2 separate regions of the Homo sapiens genome follow, and region 2 is linked to region 1. The links are chromatin loops, found by intact Hi-C in ENCODE. Cell type or tissue: CD14-positive monocyte. All regions are shown on one strand. Each heading gives the region's core, and the rest is flanking DNA. Links, peaks and the distances in the headings are about the cores only. Region 1 overlaps LOC101929750 (a long non-coding RNA gene). Region 2 has its middle 170 kb from the start of LINC02817.

What was found. Hi-C counts contacts between places; a loop is a spot of excess contacts. Peaks named below come from ENCODE experiments on the same cell type or tissue, not always from the same donor. Only the 100,000 strongest peaks of a DNase experiment are listed, where the experiment ranks them.
Region 2: it touches region 1 in a loop (3.0-fold over the local background); 4 of 110 quality-filtered maps call a loop at or near these places.

Annotation. Positions count from the first base shown.
Region 1 is chr1:221,095,483-221,100,866 of GRCh38, forward strand. The region is part of intron 5 of LOC101929750 (a long non-coding RNA gene); the gene reads left to right. Among named protein-coding and RNA genes, the nearest start is that of HLX-AS1, 220 kb to the left of the region's middle. In CD14-positive monocyte, for the core only: no CTCF peak of the experiment used is centred there; DNase peaks (open chromatin) are centred at 2,409, 3,189 and 3,739; H3K4me3 peaks cover 3,329 bases; H3K27ac peaks cover 2,603 bases.
Region 2 is chr1:221,164,905-221,170,288 of GRCh38, forward strand. No RefSeq gene overlaps it. Among named protein-coding and RNA genes, the nearest start is that of LINC02817, 170 kb to the right of the region's middle. RefSeq lists a silencer at 2,162-2,281. In CD14-positive monocyte, for the core only: no CTCF peak of the experiment used is centred there; a DNase peak (open chromatin) is centred at 2,177; H3K4me3 peaks cover 2,563 bases; H3K27ac peaks cover 1,812 bases.

The DNA.
Region 1 (5,384 bases), core at 238-5,237:
CAGCATGGTACTGGTACCAAAACAGAGATATAGATCAATGGAACAGAACGGAGCCCTCAGAAATACTACCACACATCTACAACCATCTGATCTTTGACAAACCTGACAGAAACAAGCAATGGGGAAAGGATTCCCTATTTAATAAATGGTGCTGGGAAAACTGGCTAGCCATATGTAGAAAGCTGAAACTGGATCCCTTCCTTACACCTTATACAAAAATTAATTCAAGGTGGATTAAAGACTTACATGTTAGACCTAAAACCATAAAAACTCTAGAAGAAAACCTAGGCAATACCATTCAGGACATAGGCACAGGCAGGGACTTTATGACTAAAACACCAAAAGCAATGGCAACAGAAGCCAAAATTGACAAATGTGATCTAATTAAACTAAAGAGCTTCTGCACAGCAAAAGAAACTACTATCAGAGTGAACAGGCATCCTACAGAATGGGAGAAAATTTTTACAATCTACCCATCTCACAAAGGGCTAATATCCAGAATCTACAAAGAACTTAAAAATTTTTTTTTTTTTTTCAAACAGAGTTTCACTCTGTCACCAGGCTGGAGTGCAGTGGCACGATTTTGGCTCACTGCAACTTCCACTTCCCAGATTCAAGCAATTCTCCTGCCTCAGCCTCCCGAGTAGCTGGGACTACAGGTGCCCACCACCACGCCCAGGTAAATTTTTTGTATTTTTAGTAGAGACAGGGTTTCACCATATTAGCCAGGATGGTCTCAATCTCCTGACCTTGTGATCCACCTGCCTTGACCGCCCAAAGTGCTGGGATTACAGGCATGAGCCACCACGCCTGGCCTAATTCAAACTTTTAAAAGTCTTCTAAACTTTGTTAATTTTGATCTCCACATCTTTTTGTTCATCTTGTTCCTGCCTTTGGAATATTCACTGCCTTCTCACAGATGTCTTAACTTGCTGTGATCTTTCCTGTTTTTTTGTTTTTTTTTTTTTTTTGAGATGGAGTCTTGCTCTTGTCACCCAGGCTGGAGTGCAATGGCATAATCTTGGCTCACTGTGCAACCTCCACCTCCTGGATTCAGGCGATTCTCCTGCCTCAGCCTCCTGAGTAGCTGGGACTACAGGCACCCACCACTGCGCCCGGGTAGTTTTTTGTATTTTTAGTAGAGACAGGGTTTCACCATGTTAGCCAGGATGGTCTCAATCTTCTGACCTCATGATCTACCTGCCTTGGCCGCCCAAAATGCTGGGATTACAGGCGTGAGCCACCGTCCCCGGCCCTTCCTGGTTCTTAACTCCCAAGGCCCTCATGCCCACGTCCATGTCACCTTGATTCTTGTATCATCTGGCCTTGTCTCCCCAACTAAGCCTGGAAGGGTAGGGAATGCAAGACTTTGCCCATAAGTGTCCTCAGGACCACTAGATTATAGTAAAGGACATGAATACATTGAGAAGAAAAAATTCACTTGAGCGTGGGGGAGAGAATCAAATTGAGAAGCTGCTTCTATTTCTTATTCCAGACCTTGTCTAGTTGACGTGACTCTCACTGTATTGACTCTTGAATTCTCATTACCACCAGTGAAATGACAGCCCCTGGGGTGTTCTCCTTTCCCCAGTTTCTCTGGCTTTATTTCATGGCCTCTTTCCTCTGAATAACTTTGTTTCTCTTTGAGTTATAGCAATAATTATTTTGCTTCTCATATATGTATTTTCCCCTTAAATTGTCTTAGGTATTTATTTTCAAGATCTGTAAAGACTATTGTAAGAATAAAAAATTAGGCAGACAGGCTGACTTGAGTAAAAAAGTTTGCCAGAGGCAAACTAAAAATGCCTCTTCTCTGAGCTTATAATTCCCAATGACATATCTCTATCATAATCAGTCATCTTGTATTATTATGGTGATCTGTGCCTCTGTTTCTTTCTTCTATTAGTCTGTGAACTTGGCTTTATCTATTTTTATGTTCTGAGTACCTAATATAGTCTCTGGTGCGTAGTAAAGCCACAATGAATGTGTGTAGAACATTAAAAAAAATTAAGATTTCTTTAAATAACTGTTTGGTAATAAGTGAGAAGACTTTTTTTCCTGTAATTTTTCTTCGATTTTTTTTTCTTTAGTAACAGAAAAAATGTTGATCTAGGCAACTCAGGCAACAAAGTGATGTCCTCTTCCCCACCCCACAACCTCCAAGTGTCCCTTCAATATTACCTCAACTTGTTGTTTGCTTTGTCTGTGGGATTGTGAGCATTTGTCCTTTCTATTTAAGGTTATGTGTGATGATTTTCTTCTATGAAAAAAAAAAAGCTTCTCGCAAGAAATGGTTTGCTGAAGCTGGTGAAATGGACTGGTTTTGTTGACAAATAGTCTTGGTCTGAATTGCTGACATTTCTCAGCCTTTTGCTGGGTTGCACAACATTGTGCAACTTTATGTGGAAATAAATGAGTTTATTAGCAATGAGTTGTGTGTTTGTGGCTGTGTCTGTGTGCAATAATAAACATCTTTTGTGGGTACTTACAGCAATAATGACACCGCTCTTTTTTCAGTTCACCATTTACCATAAACTATGCCATTATTCATTTCAGTGGGGGCATGTAACCTCAAAGAATGTTATGAGGGTAGCTCGTTGAAACAGAGGAATAGACAGTAGGCTCTGAGTAATCCTCTACTGGCAGGGCGGTGTGATAGCTGAGCAGATGGCTTTTTCTATGTTGGTGGTCTGTCATACCTCTACTTTAAACCATTCACTTTGAGCACAGCTCTACCACAGTGGGCCTGGGAGTTTTCAGTGACTAAAACCAGCGGAATGTTTTCTGGAGTTGGCCCTAGTCTCTTGCAAGGTCAGCCTATGCCTCGGGGATGTGCTTCTTGAGAGATTTGAGCTGCCCTCACAGAGCACACAATCTAAGATAACCAAACAAGCTACCAGAGACGCTCAACTCCACAAATAGGAGGAACCCAGAAACAAGCTTGTAACCAAATAGTGTTGGGCTCAAGGATGGCCCGAATGATTGGGCCATGTGGGATTAGGGTTAGCATGGAAATCCTTGAGGGAGATAGTCCTGAGCTAGTGAATGAAAGGACTAGAAGTTATGGTCAACAGAAAAGAGTACACAGAGTGTTCTCCTTGGCCTGGGGAGGGTCATAGAGGAAGTTAAGGAGGAAGGAGGAATGAGTTGTGGGAAATGGAAGGGAAATGAAACCATGAGATAAGCAGCCCAGCTAAAATTCCCTCAGGGAAAAAAGTATTACAAGCTCTCTGAATCATCAAACAGTTTTAAGTAAGATGGTAAAAACGAAGCAGAATCCATGCTCAGTGCAGCAGACATTGATTGAGCATCTGCCATAGGCAAGGCACTGGGTTACATGTTGGCTAACGAGGGTGAGTAAGAAGTGGTCCTTCTGGGAAGGGCCTCGGTCTAGTCAGAGACAACTGTGAATGGATCATTTCAATGCACTGTGATAAGCACTGGGCTAGAGGCACGCACAGGGCAATATGGAAGCACAGAGCTCAGGGCCCAACATGGCCTTGAGGAGCGCGACAGGTCTAGGGGACTATAGGGAGTTCAGGTGAGACATAAAGGAGGTCTTAAAATAAAAACTTCAGCAGCATTAAATTTAAAGCAGTTTAATTGAGCAATGAACAATTCGCAAATCTGGCAACCCCCAGAATCACAGCAGATTCAGAGAGACTCCAGCACAGCCACGTGGTGGAAGAAGATTTATAGACAGAAAAAGGGAAGTGACATGCAGAAATCAGAAGTGAGGTACAGAAACAACTGGATTGGTTACAGCTCAGCGTTTGGCTTATTTGAACACAGTTTGAACACTCTACAGTGTTTGAGTGGTTGACATGGCTGCTGGGATTGGCCAAGACCCAACCACTGTTACAGGCACACACTCCCAAGTTACGTTCTCAATCTTGTCTACCTATTAAGTTGGTTGCAGTTTGTCCCCAAGGACTCAAATATAGAAATACAGAGTCCTTCTCTGGCCACATTTAGTTTGCTTTAACAGAAACAACATGATGTTTGCTGAAACTGTTAGTGTGTCTGAACTGGTGGTTCATCGGGTTTGAGTTGAGGTGAGTGAACGGCAGGAAATGTGACTGAGAAGACAGTCAGGGGCTGTGTTTTCACCATGGGAGCTTATCCTGTGTGGAATGGGAGCCTGTGAAAAGTCCAAGAAGGGGATCAGCATGATGGAATTTTGGAAGAATCCATCTGGTAATAGTGTGAGAAAAGGTAGAGTGAGAGCTGTGGCTGTTATCGGTTGAGTAACTGTTCAAGTTCGAGGTGCTGAGGATTTGCCTGAGGCAGAGGAGGGGTGGGTCCTGAAAGCATTTTTTGTTTAGATGAGAGAGGAAGGAGGCTAGGTTAACCATAAAACCCTCGGCTTTGATGGCTGAGCGAATGGCACTGCTTCCAACTCACCTGGGGTTTGACAGGATGGGTTTGAGGGGCCTCTGTGCCATCTCTTCTACAGAGGACTGGATGGGAGTCTACTTCCTTCCACTCACCAGTGGTTTGAATTGTCAGAGGACTGATGGCCTCAGCTCTGGTCCTGGCTCCTTCCTTTCCGGGTAATCCCGCCACCACAGGTGGGCGTTTCACTTATTACTCCTTTCTCACCTGCCTGTGGTGAAAGCGATGCCTGCCCTAGAGGATGCTGGGAGGAGTAATGCAGAGGTGGCTGTGAAAGGCCACACAATACTCGGGTCCTGATGAGCAGCATCACTTCTGTGATGGCTGTCATTTTCTCTGTTCAGCCGTTTTCAAGAGTGTTAAGAAATAGCGGGGCTCTGTCCCAAGATTCCCCTTTCTTTGTAAAGCCTAAGAAAGCAGATGCTCCGGATAAGCAGAGAAAACTCAGCATTTCTGAGGGTTTGTGGGTTTGAGTCAACATTATGCTATCACCTTTTAGTGCACTTAATAATTAAGCTTACAGTAGGTAGCAGACAATGGCATCGAGCTGGGTGTGGCTTCAGAGCCAGCCGAGTCCTTTCTTGAAGCTCTACAAAAGCCTCTATGATATTTCTCCCCACCTTGGAAATTTTTAAATAGTTTAAACATTTAAGCAGATTTTAATGTTTTTTATTTAAAAAATGGAAGGAATAAAAAGGCCACAGTAGAATCTTCAGGAAAGACAGTGGTTGCAGTTCTGTACATGTGAAAGTCAAAAAGTGGCTAAGAAAAAGATGCTCCGCCTGCCACTACTAAAAAGAAAAAACGTTTGCCATAAGCCACCATGACTCAGAGTTCACAGATGGGAAGAAACAGATAAATTAGAGCAAAGTTCCTGAAAATGTTCTGTGACTGATACTGCTTCCTGTAAGTGACTGGAAAGAGCTAGTGCTGATTTGAGTAGACATTGGTTCTTCTAGAAGAGCCAGAAGGTTTCACATGGATTTTTT
Region 2 (5,384 bases), core at 189-5,188, 69 kb after region 1:
GGATTCATGTTTCACTTGTAAGGAGGTCCTTATTTCCTGTGCTTTGGTCTCTCCAACTAGATGGTAACGTCCTTGTGGCACAATCCAAGCTTCTAGTGCTTCCTGTAAGGTTCTGTGCCCAGTGGGCAGAAATGAGAATTAATGGAGTAAAAGCGATGGATTCCCTGATGTGGGCTAAATGCACTGATCATCATTTGTGAGATCTGGAATGCTTTTCTAACAGGTCTTGAATTTGACCTCTGACTTCATACCAAAATGAAGGAAGGAAATATGGCAGGTGTCCAAGAAGTGTGAAATAAAAGGATAAAAGGATGAAAGGGCCGTAGATTGTTCTCAGCTTGGGACTAGATGGAGAAGGCTCTGGGCTTTTTTGGACAAATAAGAATTTGAATTGTTTTTGAGTTTTCAATGAAGCCCATGTAGGTCCCTGAACAAGATGGCAGGATGGCAGTCAGGGTGTGAGCAATGGCTGTGCTGATGGGAAGAAGTCATCTGTTCAGTGTAGCATCTGCTTTTGTCCTATTTCCTTCTCTTGCCTTGGAGGAAAGAGATGATGGAGTCTTCTGGGCAGATTTTACAGTGATTGATTGATTCGAAGCACAGAATGTTAGTACTGGAATGCTATGGAGCTGAGGAAACAGACCAGAGAGAAGTTACTCAGCAACTTGGAACAAGAACTCTGATATTCAGATTTCCTCTGAGTCCAGTGTTCTTTTCTCCACATCACTCTGAGAATGTTCTACTTGACCTTAATCTTTTTCCTGCTTTCATCCAATCTAGGCATTCTTGTTTTTTGCTGTCTTAAACCACAGAATGTTTGAATACACACTACATTTGGGGAGGGGGGTTGTTTTGTTTTGTTTTATCTTGCTCTAGCCCTTCTGGGAGATAAGCTCATTTAATTTATCTGCAATTTAGATTATGAACAACCATCCTTCTTAGATTAGACACGTCTCATCAGAGGTCACTCCATCCTACATTTTCCTCTGGTAAAAATAAGCATTCTGAAAGGTGACCCAGTCATAGTAGGGAAGAGGAACACAGGGGACTCCCATGACTGTGATGTATGATGATATTTCTGAAGAAAGTCATAACCATTTAGAGGCCAGGTTTTGATGAATTGCAGGAAATGGCGGATTTGCAACCATTCCAGAATTCCCAGGGACTGATTGTCATCAAGCGATGATAAGAATTTTAACTAGCATATTGTGGAACCCAGATCATGGCTAGGACTCGGGCCGAAGTGTTCTGTTTGGGTCTCCTGTTATATAGCATTTGCCTCTGGGAGAAGAGCTTAAAATTATTTTTAACTTGCCTGAGTCTCATTTCTATTTATCTGCTGAGGTCAGGAATTAGCAGTAAGGGAAAAAAAAGCATACTGCAAAATGCTCTGCCATGAAGTCAGACTGCACTCATCCTCCCTCCCCTTCCAAAAGGAATATTTTCTCCCAGGAAACAAACCCACATGATGGAATCATTAACTTGGGCACAGAGCTGGCAGGGAAAGGATCAGCCTTTCTTCCTACATCATTGGGTCTCCGGCCTTCAACAGCCATTGCTGCTAAATCAAGATACAGCAGGGACGTAACTGGGCATTCTGACCACCTTTGATTTCTTGGTGGGAAACCAATAAATATCAAGATGACAGGATAAGAATGCAACTGAGCTGATGGAAAGTATTTTCCCACTATAGATTGTGATGACTTGGTTTCATTAGAACAGTTGAGGGTACAGCCGATAACTAAAAGCAACAACAGTGAACAAAGGCTTGGTGAGGAGACTAGCATCTAGGAGTTTCTCCTTCTTCTGACCCTTTGAGTAACCCCATTGCTGAAACTCTCATTATATCATTTTGAGAGTGCTGCTGATCTCTGCCATCTCATTTGTAAGCTTTTCTCCATCTCCCTCTCTGTCAAGCATGGTATTAAGCAAATAGTACACTCTCCAAACACATGTTTTAAATTGATTTCTTTCTTTTGGGTGGTAAACCCAAAGATAGGATTTTGTAGAAACAAAACCAGATCTTCCCCCTCCACAGTTATTAAATTATCCAAAGCAAGAGATATTTTTACCAAAGCCTGTAGTGTTTTAATAAGGCCAGCTATTTAGGAAGTGGTGACAATGTGCAATCTGCAAAAAGGGGAAGCCTCGGAGGTGCTGTGGTAATAATGCAGTTACTTAAAGAACATTTAAACTACAAATATCTCTGTGGTTTTTTATTTGGTTCCATATGACAGTCACTCTGAGAAATTTCTCAAACCTTGGCTAATCACTTTAAAATGTAAGGCTTAGCAAATAATCATACTTCCCCAAATGCTCTGGTCTCTTCAAACTTTACTTTTTTTTTTTGCATTCGATAAAGGTACGCAATTCAATGCAAAGAAGAGCTAGGGAGGAAAATTGAGAGCATTTTAGCAGACAGGTGGAAAAAAATAGCTATAGCCCTGAAGTTGTAGGACAGTTTCAACTATCGATATGGAAAATAACTAAAATGTGATGAAAATGTAGGAGAGTCACGTCTTTTGAAGGCCAAGCGTTTGGTTCATTGAAATTGTGGGATGTGCCTGGTTTATGTGAGTGGAAAGAAAGTTCTTGCTTACAGGGACTGAGCCCCAGTGTTCCAATGTGTGCTGGGTCACATTAAAAGAAGCAGCTGGAAGTGTGTGTGTGTGTGTGTGTGTGTGTGTGTGTGTGTGTATGTGCATGTCTGTGTGCTTTAACTCAATTTGGAATGACATTTGCTCTTCTCAGCATCTCTTAATTTGACTAGTCATTAACCTAAAGTGGAAATCTTGCGTATGATTCTATGTTTCCAGTAGGTGGTGGGGTGGTAGAACATGTGGATTCTGCTGACGCCCTCAGGGAGCTAGTGACTAGGAGGAACATTAACGTGCACTGCAGTGCAGCATAACTATGACTTTCTGAGCTCTTCATTTGACCTGCAGAGAAGGAGCAGTCCAATGGTTTGCCTGGTCTCACAAGGTTAGCAGGAGGCTCTAACTGAGCTGTTTCATGAGCGGTAGTCTCGTTGAACCAACTACATTACGAGTTTTTAGAGAGCAAATGGCATGCCTTATACTTTAAAAACGTATGCCACTTCTTTTAAAAACCCTTCTCTGTATCTGGCACAGTATATGAAAGGAGTTTAAGATACACTTGATGAATTAATGAGAAACAGCTTCAGATTGGAAGTTCTGCAATTACTGTATTGTCATAAGCTCATTCCTCAAAGCGTTCAGGTTTGGGTGTACTCACTATGTCCCCTCGCCTGCATCCACTCAGATGTACCCCAGGGTAATCCTCCCATTTCCCACTGCAGGCGATTTCCATTCGTGCGTCTAGCGTGGGGGGCCAGTGGCTAGTGAACCCGACCATCAAAACCAGAATCTTGAAGAGAATACAGAACTCTGAGCTGGATGATGATCTAAGGCACCACTTACACTGACATGCTAGTATGTGCAGGGTGAATGCATTTCTATATAACTCCTTTTGATAATAATTGTAGTTGACATATTTTAAGTGTCAATGATGTACCATGATCCAAATCTGGATATACACTGTTACTTTTTCTTAGAGCACCATTTAGGTTAGGTATGAGCATTCCTATTTTACAAGTAAGGAAATCAAGTCTCAGGGCACATAGCAAGTAAGTAGCAGAACTGGGATTTGAACTCATGTCTCTCTGGCTCCACAGCCTGTGTTCCTGCCACCAAGGATACTGCTGCTCTAAAAGCAGGAAACCAAAAACTAAAAAAAATTCAGTTCATAACAGATATACAAATGCACATCTGCTTTAAGAGGTTGTAATGTTGAAGAATTATTCTACATGCTCTTATACCCAACTATGTATATTTTTAATGGACTTAGGGCTTTCAGTTTCATAAATAAATATATCTTCTGCTCTTTATTGAAATTAAATTAAATCGTTTGTTTGCTTATTTACTTATTTATTGTAGAGACAGTGTCTGCTGTGTCACCCAGGCTGGAGTGCAGTGGTGCCATTATATCTCACTGCAGTCTTGAACTCCTGGGCTCAGCTATCCTCCCACCTGAGCCTCGCAAGTAGCTGGGACTACAGGCATGTGCCACTATCCTTGGCTAATTTTTTTTTTTTTTTTTTTTATAAAGACAGGGTCTCTCTATGTTGCCTAGGCTGGTCTCAAACTCCTGGCTTCAAGGGATTATCCCACTTCAGCCTCCCAAAGTATTAGGATTACAGGCCTGAGCCACAGCACCTGGCCTGCTATCTCATTTTATCTTCACAATAACCCAACGTATTATATAAGGCTGAAATTATTTGGATTCCAGACACAGATGGTAAAAACAAGGTTATGAAAAGGTAAGTAACTTGCTCAAGGTAATTCCTCTGGAAAGAGGCAGACCTACTAACCTCTTCCATGTCTCTTCACTCTTCTCTATTTCATAAATAACTCCCTGCATAGCAGAACTGGCCCATGTACCTAAAGACTGCTATGAGCCCATTGTGAGTTATCAGTCGCCATCATATAAAAAAGTCAATGGAGAAGCCATTGAGGTAATCCTGGGCCCCCATTTCCCTGTGCTACATTCTGTTTATGACTTTAACATGACTCTCAGGGTATTCATAGAATCATTCTGTATGGATATGGAAATGTAGTTGGAGGATTTGCAGTTTAAATAGCCGCAGCATTTCTCCAAGTTTCAGCTTCAGATTCCTTTGTTGGGATGACATCTTTGACACAGCAGGAAACCTCTAAGTGATTTGGAATGTAAACAGGCTCCATGATTGTTTTCACAATTGTGTCTTAGCTGATAATTTGCATACCTAGCTGTCAGGCTACCTAGCAGTGCCCTCCCCTCCCCCATTTCCACAACACTATAAATGGAATCTGGGGAGGCTGCGTGGACTATTGACTTCCACTTAACAGTGGGTGGCAGGAATTCAGAAGTTTAATCCCAGACCTGCCTGCTACTAATTTCCTGGATGGCTTTTGGTTCATCCATTAATCTCTCTCTATCACTGTTTCCTTCTCTGGAGGAGATAGCAAGAATAATGGGATGTTTTATGCATTAACACATTTATGATCCTAATGCGCTCTGTAAAAGCATGGTTTTCTGGGAATGCTCCACAGTAGAAGGTAAATAAAAAAAAAATCCAGTTCCTTGTTCTTTAATATGAAATATTGATGGAATCTATCTTTTTGTGACTGCCCTAGTTAGAAACTACAACTGAGATAGACTAAAGAACTGAGTGGTTTACTGTATGAAAAACACTGTATTTTCAAATGCTCCATCCTGGGCTACCAAATAATAATCACAGAGGTAACTGAAAGTAAGGATGAGTACATGAGGGTACTATTTTAGCATCAGGACTAATAAAATTAAAATCTCATACTTTCTCAAGA